Linked DNA regions of Mus musculus: region 1 is linked to region 2. Evidence: chromatin contacts called from ENCODE Hi-C or POLR2A ChIA-PET data. All regions are on one chromosome and are shown on one strand. Each heading gives the region's core, a stretch centred on a gene start or an enhancer-like site at or near the end of the contact. The rest is flanking DNA. Distances are from core to core; before and after follow the strand shown. Region 1 overlaps Fstl4 (follistatin-like 4). Region 2 has its middle 37 kb from the start of 9530068E07Rik.

What was found. A loop is a pair of places that touch in the nucleus more often than their neighbours do. ChIA-PET counts read pairs that join two places held with the same protein, here RNA polymerase II (POLR2A).
Region 1: a loop to region 2 is called in a map of left cerebral cortex, with 3 times the contacts of the local background. The contact joins two enhancer-like sites. A Hi-C loop is called at or near these places in 3 of 37 maps with a recorded cell type or tissue (heart and left cerebral cortex). POLR2A ChIA-PET finds 5 or more read pairs at or near these places in 1 of 5 experiments (embryonic stem cell).

What each region holds. Positions count from the first base shown.
Region 1 is chr11:52,888,046-52,894,691 of GRCm38, reverse strand. The region is part of intron 3 of Fstl4 (follistatin-like 4); the gene reads right to left. Among named protein-coding and RNA genes, the nearest start is that of Fstl4, 130 kb to the right of the region's middle. Within about 2 kb of position 4,266, at least 1 of the 3 ENCODE cell types and tissues checked has a DNase peak (open chromatin) inside an H3K27ac peak, as active enhancers do; it is left cerebral cortex, where a contact is called at or near this core.
Region 2 is chr11:52,430,039-52,437,072 of GRCm38, reverse strand. No RefSeq gene overlaps it. Among named protein-coding and RNA genes, the nearest start is that of 9530068E07Rik, 37 kb to the right of the region's middle. Within about 2 kb of position 3,108, at least 1 of the 3 ENCODE cell types and tissues checked has a DNase peak (open chromatin) inside an H3K27ac peak, as active enhancers do; it is left cerebral cortex, where a contact is called at or near this core.

The DNA of each region.
Region 1 (6,646 bases), core at 3,017-5,516, 460 kb before region 2:
CCTGGAGAGAAAAGGGGGGTTCCTCAGACTCAGGAAGGTTAGAAAGTAAGGTACACATATGTGTGTGTGGTGGTGTGAATAGGAATGGCTCCCATAGACTCCTGTGTCTGAATGCTTGGCTATGGGCAGTGACTCTATTAGGAGGCATGGCCTTGCTGGAGGAGGTGGTGTGTGGCCTTATTGGAGGAAGTGCATCACTATGGGGGGTGGGCTTTGCGAGCTCCTATGCTCAAGCTCTGCCCAGTGTGGAGTGCCAGTCCTCCTGACTGCCTTCAGATCAAGATGTGGAGCTCTCAGCTCCTCCAGTCCCACATCTGCCTGCACACTGCCATGTCCAGTCATGATGATAATGAACCAGACCTCTGAAACTGTAAGCCAGCCCCAAATTAAGTGCCCTTGTAAGAGTTGCCTTGGTCATGGTGTCTCTTCATAACAATATAATCCTAACTGCGTACAAGCAGTGAACAACTGCTAGAGAGAGAAGACTATTGCAGGTGGACCTGCTTTCTAATTGTGCAGGGAGCCCATGAATGACGGTTCCGTTGGTTATCACTCATGCCACAGTAGACTTTCTGATAATGCATCTGCCTTTGGGTCACTTGTGCTCCCACAAAAAACCCCAATCACCTTGTCACTTCACTAAGCAAGACTTGGGTGGAATCCTTTCTCTGGCATGTTGTTACTGCCCTATCTGGAGTGCAGCGACATTGTAATTATCTTGCCAGGAAAGCCATGAGAGAGAAATAAGTTCGCTCAAAATTAGGCAGCCAAGATGATGGGTATCTGGTGTCCTTGTGTGGCATGTGACACCAGCAGGAGTCCCTGCCATTGCCTCCCTGAAGGAATAATAGTGCCTAGCTTCATCAAGGGTTACAACTTGAATATAGTCTCCTTCCCAATAGTCCTGTCTGGGCCAGTGGGACTGATTCTGCATCTCACATGTACCAGTGTGCACACACAGAGAAGATGCAGCCACACTGGTGTGCACACACAGAGAAGATGCAGCAACACCTGTGTGCACACACAGAGAAGATGCAGACACGTGGGCATCTTATGCTGAGGGCATAAGGAAGGTCTAAAGGCACTGCTGGACCCACTGCTCTGGTACTGACCTTGGTCCTGACCTCCCATCTCCTTGTATGTTGTATGAACGTGGGGCCCCTTCCAGGAGTATGGAGTCCAGGACAGGTGCTCAAGATGAAGGGCAGGTCCATGTGATGTGGGCTGCAACTTGTTTGTACTCACTTCCTTCTGTACCTGAGCTGTCACCATCTTTCCTCACAGGTGATGAGGAGGGAGTTGAGGTGCAGCAGCAGTGGGGAGTCCCTCCGTGTGCACAGTCTGCCTCATGGTGAACTGTACTACAGTCTGTCTCCATGGCTTTGGGTATAATTCCTACCTTGAAGCTTTGGGCTTTTATTTCTTAAATATAACAGCCTCTCCTTCACAGGGTCACTGTAAGTGTTTTCTGAGCTATGGATGGAGCATCCTCACTTTCTTAATGCAGACTGACCCTGACACTGCTTAGCCAAGCCCTTCACACAGCTACTACGCAGGGCAGAATAAGCAGCTTGAGACTTTCCAATCTCAGATGCTGTGGGGGCTGTGTGATGGCTCCATCTCTGTTGTAGAGGACCTCAAGAGAATCTTCCCCATTGGACCTCCAATTTGCTTTATTAGAACCAAATGTTGATTTTCAGGTTCCATCAAGGACCATCTGGTTCAACACTGACACCTTGCAAATGAAGGTCTGATGTGCAAAGAAGAAAAATGGCTAATGCAAGGAGAGAGAAGCAACCAGCATTCAGACCTTTTATCACATCACACTTGTCTTTAAAAAGCTTGTCTATATGTGCACCATGTTCATGCAGGTGTCTATGGGAATCTGGAGGGCAGTTAAGAACCCCTAGAGCTGAAGTCCTAGGTAGCTGTGAGCTGCCTAGCAGGGGCACTGGGAACTGAACCCAGGTCCTCTGCAAGAACAGCAAGTGCTCTTAACCACTGAACTATCTCTCTAGGCACTCTAAAAGGTTCTTAAATTGTGGGTTGTAAATTATCATCAAAGAAAGGTTTCTGAATGCATGATGACCAACAATTAATCCAAAATCAAACATGTTAATGAATCTAAGCTGTTTCTGGCAGAGTTCACCTGTATAGGGCCATGTGACTTCACCGCAGCCTTGGTGTTGAACACATAACACGCACACTCACTCTTGCATTGTACATGCCTGTAATACACCACCAATAGATACTGCCTCAAATATCTGGGCTCAGATTGGACCTACTGTGTGTTATACATTATGGTGTTTTTTGCTATGTGTACAATGTCTTCTGTTCTTAGGGAAATATAATGGTTTAATTATGGAAAACAAAGACAATATTTTCCCATCAACATTCAATAGGTAAGATAGTTCCGAGCTGTAATGTGGTTGACAAACAAGGGCATCTATCTCATTAGTATGCACCTTTCTTTCCTCTTTAATAAGTGGTAAATTATGTGCACAGCAAAGAATTGTTTTGAAAGAATATTTATCAACAGATGTTTGATTCATTATTTTAAAGATTTTATTTTTTAATTATATAATTTGTGTATGGGTTTGTGTACACAAGTACAAGGCCAGGAGATGCCAGAAGAAGGGGTCTGATCATCAGGAGCTATAGTTGCTGTTTTAAGTTATGTGGTGTGGGTGCTGGGCATTGGCTTGAGGCTGTCTGTGAGAACAGTGTGCTGAGCCATCTCTCCAGCCTCAGTGTTTAATTTCACATCTAGGACTTACACTGGATGCCTGTAGTTAGATTACAATCCTTTGGATGGAAGGGGCTCACGAGTGGAAAGATGCGGACGCCCTGCCATTGTGACTGGGAGCTGATGGGATTGCCAACCCATGCTTTGTGGCTTTTAACTCATGTTTTATAATCTTCATCTTTGCTGACATTAGTCCCTCATATGATTTAGGATTTTTTTTTAAAGGCCAGAGGAAATGAGTCAGCTTCACTGAAGACCCTCCTGGCAGCAGGAAACGAACACAGACTGCTGACGGAGCACGTCCTCCTGCGCGTGCTATGGGAATTACAGGCTTATCTGGGTGAGAAAAAAAAAAGTTCCAAATATGCAGATTTGGAGAAAAGCTCCTAACCCAATGCCAAGTTTCTCTCTCAAGGAAAATTAAAACGAACAGAAAGACTCTCCCTGGAGTTGGGGTATTGATCAGGGTGCCAGACAAGTGAATATTTCCAAGGCTCCAGTTCTACAGGCTCCGTGGTGTCCAGCCCTCATCCAAGGCAAGGTGGTTTTATGCTTCCCGCAGTCTCTAGACCACTCACTAGCCTTATGCCCTGGCATCTGGGGACTGCCCATTCAATTCTTAGATTCCCATATCTCCAAAGCTCTGGCTATAAGCCTTGCCTGAAAACCACCCTGCCAACTGTTATGGGGTGGAGTGGGGACATGAGGGACCACACCAGCAATATAAACTGGGTTTAACTGGTGCTGGGGTGGGTTACCTTGGTCTGTCCTACCCTTTTCAGGGAGCCATTGCTTGGCAGGCTCAAAGTCCACAGGAAGCCCCAATCCTGAGCTTCGGAAACGAGGGCTGAGATCCCTGGGGAGCCCTTCTCAGCCGAGCTCCCTGTAGAATCCCTGCCTGGCCTTGCCATGACTGAAGCCGGCTTCCTACTCCGAGGTTTCCACGGAGCTGGACATTGCACTGGAGTCATGAATTACATGAGCAAGTGAGAGCTGGCCAAGGCATCAATGCTGCACTAAATGGATACCCAAGAGGCACGCAGAGAGATAGGAAAGATATTTTTGCATGCTCTGGAGGTCTAGAGAATTAGGGATTTCCCAGGTGATGGTTTCTACAGCTTCTGCCTGCCCCGGGAGACCTCCGCACTGGATTATTCTGCCTAAGACAATTCTTACGATCATGTCTTCTTACAATGCTGGGCTGTACAGATGTGTAATTTCACTTCCCTGAAAGCTTTCCACATCCAGTCCAGCACAGGAGTGACTTGCCTGGCTGCTGGTGTCAGTGTCGTGACGACTGTCCCCAACAGATGTAATGAAAACTGAGTCCTACACTCCAAAGCCATTTCCAGGCATTTCTGGATACCTTGCCAGCACAGAGAACACAGAGAGGCAGGGGGAGCTTCGGAAGATGGACTGTTTCTACATCTGCGTCCTTAGACCTCATGAGACTCTAAGCACAGATTTTGATCAATGCTATTGCCGTCTATCTGGGTGAAACCAGCTCTGATGATGAGATGCTGACATCCCTTGGCAGACTGGTGCTTGGTTTCTGTACATTTGTCTCTTGCAACACTGAGAAGGAAGCCCACGGCTGCTGAGGAAAGGCGTCCATGCTCTTTCAGCATGCTGCTCTGGCACTCTGAGGGTGTGGGCACCATGGCACACCCGGTGCCCAGGCTTTTATCAGCGTGGAAAGTGAGGTATTTTCCCTCTTCTCAGTCCTGGAATCACAGGTTACTCTGAGTCAATATTTTGACAGTGTGCCTGTAAACAACTCTCTCCTTTCTGAGGCAGAAAAGCAAACATATCCATAGTGAATAAACACAGAAGACAGGGTGTCTCATGTCTGGGCTGCAGCATCCACACAGGAACCTATCCAGGGACCACATTCCAGCAACGCAGAGTAGACCACTTACACACAGACTGGCTATGTGCGGCAGCCTCCTGCCTAACTGTAGGTCCCCAAAAGCCCCATTTTCAGCCTCTTCTCCCATGGTCCTCTCCAGATGCGCCAATTACTACCTTTACTGGGCTCTATTGCTGATGTCACAGCAGAACCCAGACCTGTCACGGGCACCTGCGCTAGGTGACATGCCCCTAGAGCTTCTATGATGGCAGAAGCTGTGAGTGTCCCCCTCATGCCCCCATTTCTGTCAAAGTAGCAGTTCCTGTGGGCCAGGCCTTGGTAGGAAACCAGGACTCAGGCAGGCAGGCAGGCAGCCAGCATAGACTGTGTAGGTGGAGAGAAAGCATAAAATCACGGATGGAATCTTAACAGGACTCTGGGAAGTTGGAGAGAACCTTAAAAGCTTCATTTATTTTGCTCAAAATGAGACTTCAATGCACAGGCTCTAAAATGCTCACTTCAGCCTTTATCAGCCTCTGAGTGTTGTAGTTCTTCGTGAGCAGGACTATGAAGAGGGCGTCCAGGGGACCGAAGCTTCCTTAAACGCTCTCTTGCTGAAGATAGGTGTGAGAGAATACTGTGTGCCACTCACTGTGTTAGAACCAGAGTCCTCTCGGTAGGCAGCCCTGGGAACACAGAGCCCAGGGGAAGAGATTTCTAGTGACGTCTGTTGACACGTGTACATTCCCTATTTATAGGAAATGCCATAGTCATCATACGTGGGTATCTAGATGGGAGTATAGGGGTTTCTTTTTACATGTGTGTGCTCCTGTGTGTTCAAGTACACACATGCGCATGAGTGTGTGGAAGCCACAGACAAGGCTGAGAGTCATTCCTCAGATGCCTTTGATCTTTCTCTCAACATAGGGTCTTCCACTGGCTTGGAGCTTACCTAGGGGTCTAGGCTGACCAGGAAGACACAGAGATTTACCTGGTTTTGCCTTCTCACTGTGCCTGGCCTTTTTTTTTTTTTTTTTTTTTACAGTTTTACGATTCTGGAGTTTAAATTTATATATACTCATATGGCAAACACTCTGAGCAATCTCTCATCTCTCAAGACCTAAAATCAACAAAACTCACTCACTCTCTCTCTCTCTCTCTCTCTCTCTCTCACACACACACATACACACACACACACACACACACACACACACACACACACCTTATTCCCACCATTAATAAACTTATAATAATGCTGATCAATTAGAAAGAATGCCAGCTGTTAGGTGTACCACTCAGCCACAGGCCGCTGACCATCTACACCTCAGTCCCCCTCAAGGCTGTTTATAAAGCACACAGACATCTTCTAGGCAGCTCTCTTCTAACCCCAGTGGGTGGTGACTTGGAGCAAATCTCTCAGGGCATCCCATCATTTGAACAGTCATCTCCTGGTTACAATTACATTACTGGGTCCAAGGGGCCCGAGAGGTAAGGAGAATCACCCTTATAATATAGTTATTTGTTTGAGCTACTCAAGCAAAAGCCAGATGCATATCATCATGGCTGTGAGGCTATGTGTCTGGGAAAGCACCTATAAGCCGCAGTTACCAGCTGCTTCCCCTAATCCCACCCAGAAATCAGGCAACCTCCCAGGGTTTCCGTTCAGTTTAAAATGCGCTGTTCGTAATAGTGACAACTTACATTTGCTTCAGTGAAGCACACTCTTAACACGGTTTTAAATTCCTTCTGTGGCTGAACACAGGCTCAGATGACTAATCCCGTGTTGGGGATTTGGAGCCTCTGACATATTGCCAAGGCTTGCCACTGTGAACAGCTCTGCAGTCCCTTTGAAGTCCCTGAGGAAGCAAAGCTACACCCCACCCCCTCACCTCCCTCCTGCTACATACATTTTTAGCTGGATGAGAGGATTCTGTGAGAGGAGACCCACACCCTGCCATCTCAGATTTTGATCTTCATTTATTCTGCCAACCAATGTATACTGAGAGAGTCCTCTGTGGAGCATCTCCTTATGGCTGCCCCGCAGAGGTGAG
Region 2 (7,034 bases), core at 1,859-4,358:
GGGCTGTATTAGTAATTTACTCATGGTTTCTGTTTGTAACAAGACACCTGGCAAAAGCAGCTTAAGGAAGGAAAGGTCTACTCTGTCTGAGTGCAGTTCCTGGAGAGAAGCACAGCAACAAGGATGGGAGGCAGCCAGTCACACTGTGCCCTCGTGAAGGAAACAGGGATGAACGCTGGAGCCCAGCTCAACCGGTTCTTTTTATTCAGATCATGATCCAAGCTCTGGAGAAGGTGCCAGTGACATTCAGGGTGTCTTCCCTCTTCGTCTAAACCTTTCTAGAAATACTCAGAGAAGAAGCCAAAAGAGTGTTTCCAAAGGTGATTCAAACTCCAGTCAGGCTGACAGTGATGATTAACAGTCCCAAACAGCCTTCCCAAAACCATGAAGAACCGGAGTCCAGACAGACTATGGCCGGAGCTCATGCTGTTACTCTCTGGTTTCCAACCAGGTCCTCCCCTCCTTAATATCATGGGCTGGGAATGGTGACCGACATGGGGCTTTTGCTGAAAGGAAGAAACCATGACATCCAAGTTATCCACTGTGGGAAGGTTAATACCAGGATAAAGAGGGGGAGGCTGGCTTTGAAGATCTTAAATTAAAAGACAATAAAGGACACAAGGAAGTCAGTGGAGATCAGTAAGATGGCTCAGCAGGTATGGGAGCTTGCCACCAAGACTAAAGATCTGAGTTCGATTCCCAAATGCACTGGATCGGAAAGAACCAACTCCGGCAAGGTGTTCTTGACCACCATATATGTACTGTGCCACGGATGTGTGTGCACACACACTCACAAACTCACACACACACTCGCACACACTCACAAATTCACACACACTCACTCACATACACTCACACACACTCACAAACTCTCTCTCACACACACAAATAAATATGCTAACAAAAAATTAAATAGTTTTGGATTTTTAAAAAGAGCCCGCTTCTGCAGCCTCTAACTCTCGATGATCCAGCCTCACTCTCCCAAATGCTGTGAGCCCCCACGTACGGCTGGATTATTTTTTCTTTCAAGTGAAAAAAAAGCTTCACTGTCTTCCTCCACACCGTCAGCCTGTGTCTCCTTAAAGCAACAACCTTTTTTTTTTTTTTCTGGCTTATTGATTTGATCAGTATTTTGTGCCTCTCACCCTGACCTAGGCATGTCTGGGGGGAGGGGCTATGTTGTGGATATAAGGGACAGAACTTCTGTCCTCCTGGAGCTTATGATCCAAAGACATTCTGAGCACACACACACAAGTAAACACATGGATGTCAACACCAAGGTCTCCACTCCAGAGAGGAGTGAGGGATGTTTGAATGACAGATGAGAAGAGGGAACACAACAGCTTTGAGTCATAGGCAGGTCACTTGCACTGTAGCTTGAGGAAGGACAAGGTCCCCATCAACTATGTCCTACACCAGAGGAGGCCATGCTGGTGACAGCTCCGGATCACCATGACCCAGCCCGGGATCACAAATAACGGAGGCTCGCTCCCCTTTGCCCACAGTTCGTGGCTTCAAATTCACTTCAGGAGGGAAGGAGAAAGCCAAGGGTGTGGGAACTGGGGATTCCCAGACTCAACAGCTCTCAGATTAATTTTGCTTTCTGATTAAAATAGAAATACAAGGACTAGCAGAGAGTGATATAGAGACCCTCGTACCAATCGATGGACTTGAAATTCCAGTAAAGATCTTTTTAAGGTAATTTAATGAAAGTCACTTTATATTCTCAGGTTTGGACATACAAAGACCCTCAAATTCCAGCTGAGCCCGGGGACCTATGCAAGCTACAGATATGAAGAACTGGAGGACCACCCAGCAAGACTGCCTGGGGTGCCTGCCTACTTAGAGTCAGGCATTCAATCGTTATTTTGCACTCTAAGTTTTGGGTAGAAAACTCTAACACTTCCTTCATCCCTGAGACCGCATCCCCATCCTCCAAGGATGGGAGTCTGGTGTCTCAGCTCGGGCCAAGCACCACTTACCCTGTATTAGTGCCCAGAAACTAGGAGGCTTTAATCAACTGGAATCTGGATGCTAAGTCCCAAGTCAAGATGCCAATAAAATCCCAGATGGAGTCCGTTGTCACTCACCACCCAGCTTCCAGTAAGGACCATCTTCCTCTGACACCTCGCTTCCAATATGGCCAGCCATCCTCCCCTGCCACCTAGCTACTGGTACAACCAGCAACCCTCAGCTCAGACACTCCTGCATTAGCTACTATTCTCATTGCTGTAACCAAATAAACACCTACCAAGAAACAACCTATGGGAGGAAGGGTTTATTTTAGCCCACAGTCTTTCATGGGCGTAGTAGTAATAATCTCTTCCATCAGGAGGCAAGGAGTAAACAAGAATTGAGTCCAGTTTATAAAACGCCAAGGTCCACCCCCAGTGACTCTCTTCCTCCACCTGCTGAAGGTTCCACAACCTTTCAGGACAGCACCACCAACTGGGGACCAAGTATTTAAACATATGGGGGACATTTCACATTCAAACTACAACTCCCAGCTACCCCCATTTGCCATGACCTTCCCATGACGTGGTCACTGATGCAGGTTGACCCTCATCCAGCCCCACTTTGTTTTAATGAACTGCAGTAGCCAAGACCCTATCTCTAACAAGGTCACAGTCTAAAGCATTAGGAATTGGGCCTTTCTCTTTCACAGTGACATCACCAACTCACAGCACCTCTTACCCTGAGACGCTTCTCAGCATTGCAGTTCACTCTGCCCCTCCTTCATCGATCTCTCAGCTTTAGCAGGAGGGAGAACATCTGGAAAGATGGACAGAAACTTCACCAGCTGCTGGAACTGCCAAGAGCCAAATTACTGTGGTGACAGGATTTGACCCTCCCACATGCCAGACTCCTCATGGCATCTCTGCTCCTCTGGGAGACAATGAGAACTATGCTGGCTAGACACAAGCTAGAGCCATCAAAGAGGGAGCCTCAGTTGAGAAAATGCCTTCGTAAGATTTCCACATAGGTAAGCCTGTAGGGCATTTTCTTAATTAGTGATTTGATGGAAGGGGCCAGCCCCTTGTGGGTGGGGCCATCCCTGGGCTGGATGTTCCCGGTTCTGTAAGAAAGCAGGCTGAGCAAGCCATGGGGAGCAAGCCAGTTAGCAGTACACACACCCCCATGGCCTCTCCATCAGCTCCTGCCTCTAGGTCCCTGCCCTATTTGAGTTCCTGCCTGATGTCCTTTGATGATGACCAGTGATGTGGAAGTGTAAGCCAAATAAACCCTTTCTTCCCCAAGATTTGTTTTCTTTTCATTTCTTTTTTTTTTTTTTTTTTTTTTTTTTTTTTTTTTTTGGGCATGGTGATGGTGTTTCACTACATAATAGAAACCCTAACTGGGACAAGAACCCTCCAAAGTAGACCACATGACACAGGCTCTTTTCTGGGGCTACTCGAGCAAGGCCTGCGGCTCAAAACGTTCCGATGCTACAGCAATCTCTTGCCAGGAGAAACATTCCAGTGGCTTAAAGCCCAGCTGTGAGTCACAGCAAGCCCCTCCTCCAGAAGATGCTCTGTCCCTGGTTCCAATGACATTTTGAATTTCTCTTCTCACCACTGCAGATGTAGCAGGTGGAGGTGGACAGGAGCTAAACACACGCAGAGGAAGTGTTAGGTGCAACAGTCCTGAATTGGAAGCGTTCAGAACACCCACCCAAAAGATGGCGTGTATGAAGAAGTCCAAAAAGAAAGAGTGAGCTATGGGAACAAAGCCCCACCCTCCCACCCAAGACATAGAGTCAGCCCACTCCAGATGGCCTTGTTTATCTCACACTGTGCTGGGCTGTTTGTTTATTTTGTTTCTAAGTTCCAGCATTGACATTTGTAGACTCCAAAATCTTAAGCAATTAATTAGCCTCTGTGTGTTCGCCCCTGTTCCATCCATGGGCAGGAATGGTGTCACCTGACAGGGGCTGTGAGCAGATTTGGATGAGAGCTATAGGTAATGTGTTCAGCATCCCACTGAATGGGAGGGAACTGTAGAACTGTAGATAGGTGTCTGACTCTAGCTTTGGGTGACTGGGTCAAGAGAATGTGGGCTTTAAAACCCCAGAACACACATTTTAAAAGCCAGGTACACAGCACACAGTTACAATCCAAGCCCTTGGGGAGGTGGAGGCAGGAGGCTTTCAGGCTTGAGGGGCAGCCAGACTAACTTGTCAGTATGCTTCAGAATGATCATAGATGACCATAGCATCCATGTGCACACACTCACGCACATAGTGTATACAGAGACAGACAGACAGACAGACACAAAGATACACAGGGACAGAGAGACAGAGAGACATGTGTATAAAGATTGATATACACAGATATTTTCTGCAACATTACTCCTAACAGGGAAGAAAACTGGAAAAAACCCAAACGACCTAAAGTAGAGAAATGGTTACATACAAACAGATTGAAGCAGTGGAATGTTCCGTGGCCGTGACAGAAAAGGCAATCGGCGAGACATCTACGGCGGATACAGTCAGCTCTCTCATTGGTTTTGCATTTGGAGATTTCGACCAACAGAAGGTAGAAAATATCCAGGAAGAAGTAAGTGCAACTGGTATTGATCAGGTGTGGAAGTTTTCTGGTCATTGTTTCCTAACCAATATTACCCGGGTGCCCCGTGCAGGGATGGGCTGAGGGGCTGGAGGACCTGCACAGCACCAGTGAGCTGACACACCCAGCAAGTGCAGGTGTGTGCAACTAGGCTGGAGCCAGAGAACCCAGAAACCGTTCAGGGCTGTGTCCTTGAGAGAGGCTGGCACAGTGTGCCTTTCTACTGCTGTCCTGGGCACCGTGAGCAAAGCAACTGGAGGAGAAAAGGGTTCTGTTTAGCTTAGCTTATACGTTCAGTCCATTATCTAAGAAAGCCAGGGCAGGAACTCAAGGCAGGAACCTGGAGGCAGGAACTGGACAGAGACCATGGAGGGATGCTGCTTACTGGCTTGCTCCCCCTGAGGCTTGCTCAGCCTGCTTTCTTAGCACAACCCAGGGGAGGCAAAATGGACTGGACCCTCCGACATTAATCACTCATCGAGAAAATGCCTCACAGACATGCCCTCTGGCCAATCTGATGAAGACAAATCTTCAATTAAGGATCCTTCTCCCCGGGTAGTTTGTGTTCAGTTGACATAAACCGACCAGCACAAAGCCCCTCTCAGTGGGACCTTTGGCCAAGAGGCCTGGACCACTGCCACTTTGTTAAGCCTCTTAGAACAAAGGCTTGCCACAGATGGGACTATAAATCCCACCCATGCTTTCAATGCTAGCACTTAACAAATTGCTGCTTTTAACATTAAACCACCCCTCCCACTTGGAATCAGGCCCACAGTCTGCACTCAGAGAGGTGATTGTCAGCATGGTGCTCACGCCAGAGGGCTCCCTGCCAGTGGCTGCCAGGCCGAGCTGTGTCGAGCCCTGTGTCTCAAGGGTTCTTCTAAGAGAGACCTGTCCCCAAGACCAAGGTGTCTCTCTCTTCCTCCTTCCGTTCCCTTCCTTCTCCCTGCCTGCTCTCCCTCCTCCTATCTCCCACCCTAATCTCCTCCTTTTTTCTCCTTCTCACCCAGCCCTGGGCTCCCACACACAGGCATCCTAGCCCTGGAAGCCTATGGCACTCTTAGTGACCCCAGGTAGACACACCCGTCCCCTCGGGCTCGGTAGCGTGTCCCCTGGGAGCCAATGTTCTAGCACTCTGGTTGCGACCTGAATTGCGTAGTTATTACTTTAACGCAAAACCTGGACTCCTTAAGAAAGGCTCAGGGATGCTCAGGCAAATGCATCCCTTTCCAGGGATGTATCTCCTGACACCAGTTAGGGCCTCCAGCATCCCTCCTAGAACCTGAAAGGACCACACTGCCCTTAAGTGGGGAGGTCTCACCCCTCCACTATAGTAACCTGGGACTATCTTCTGATGCCTGCAGCCCACTTGGGCAGCTGATGAGATGAAAGTGTGGCACTGCCACCGTCCTTCTGCCTTCCTACTCCTGCCTGGGAAAGACCAGAGCTCCAAGCATCGCAGCTCTGACCTCAGTGCACCATGGCACAGTCTCTCAGCTGGCTTCTCTCTGCCTTCGGCTGGATCCAGTTGCCAGATGTTTCTAGAAGGTGGGAAAGGGTTGCAGTTGTAGGATGTGTGTTTCTGGTTCTAGGAAAGGGTATGCTTTGTTAGATTTTCTTCCCTCACTCGTTGCACACCTACTGTGTGCCAAGCTGTGTTCCGTGCTGGGGACACGGGACAGCAATCTCTGGGGAGCTTATAAAGATGTGGGACATTAGACTCACTGAATTCCTATGGAGCTATACTGACTTCAGAACCAGAGATACTAGAGTGAAATGGAGGGTTGGCAGTGCATGGTGGGATCCTAAGCTCCTCCCAGGAGAGCAGCTAAGTCCCATCTGCAGAGATGAAGTTGGGACTTGAAGGATGGAAAGAGGAGCCAGTGAAAGGAGACAGGGGTTATTCTAGGTGGGCAAAGGATGCCACTGGGTTCACCAAAGAAAGCTTCTTTGTGACTGGGGATGTAGTTCAGTTGGTAAAGTGACTGCCCAGCATGCAGGAAGCCCTGAGTCCAATCCCAAGTACCACATAAACTGGGTGTGGTGGCATAGTGCTTAAAAGGTAGAGACTGGAGGAGGTAGAGACAGGAAGATCAGGAGTACAAGGACATCTTCTACACAGGGAGTTCCAGGTCAGCCTGGACTACAGGAGCTTCTGCATCAAAAAAGAAGAAAGAACAAGGAGGAGGAGGAAGAGGAGGAAGAGGAAGAGGAGGAGGAGGAGGAGGAGGAGGAGGGAGAGGAGGAGATGGTGGTGGTAATGATGATTACAATTACTGTGACCACAGTTTCAGAAGAAGGTTGCTGAGACCAGAGTGTGGAAACAGTGAAAAGGAAACAGGCAGGACTCAGGCTCCCAGGACTGAGGTGTGCCCACTTCTTGGGGCTCAGTCAGTGGTGGGGAACCTGTGTGCAGGAGCACAGGTCTGACCCTAGATGCTGGTTCCCCGAGACCCCCCCCCCACACAC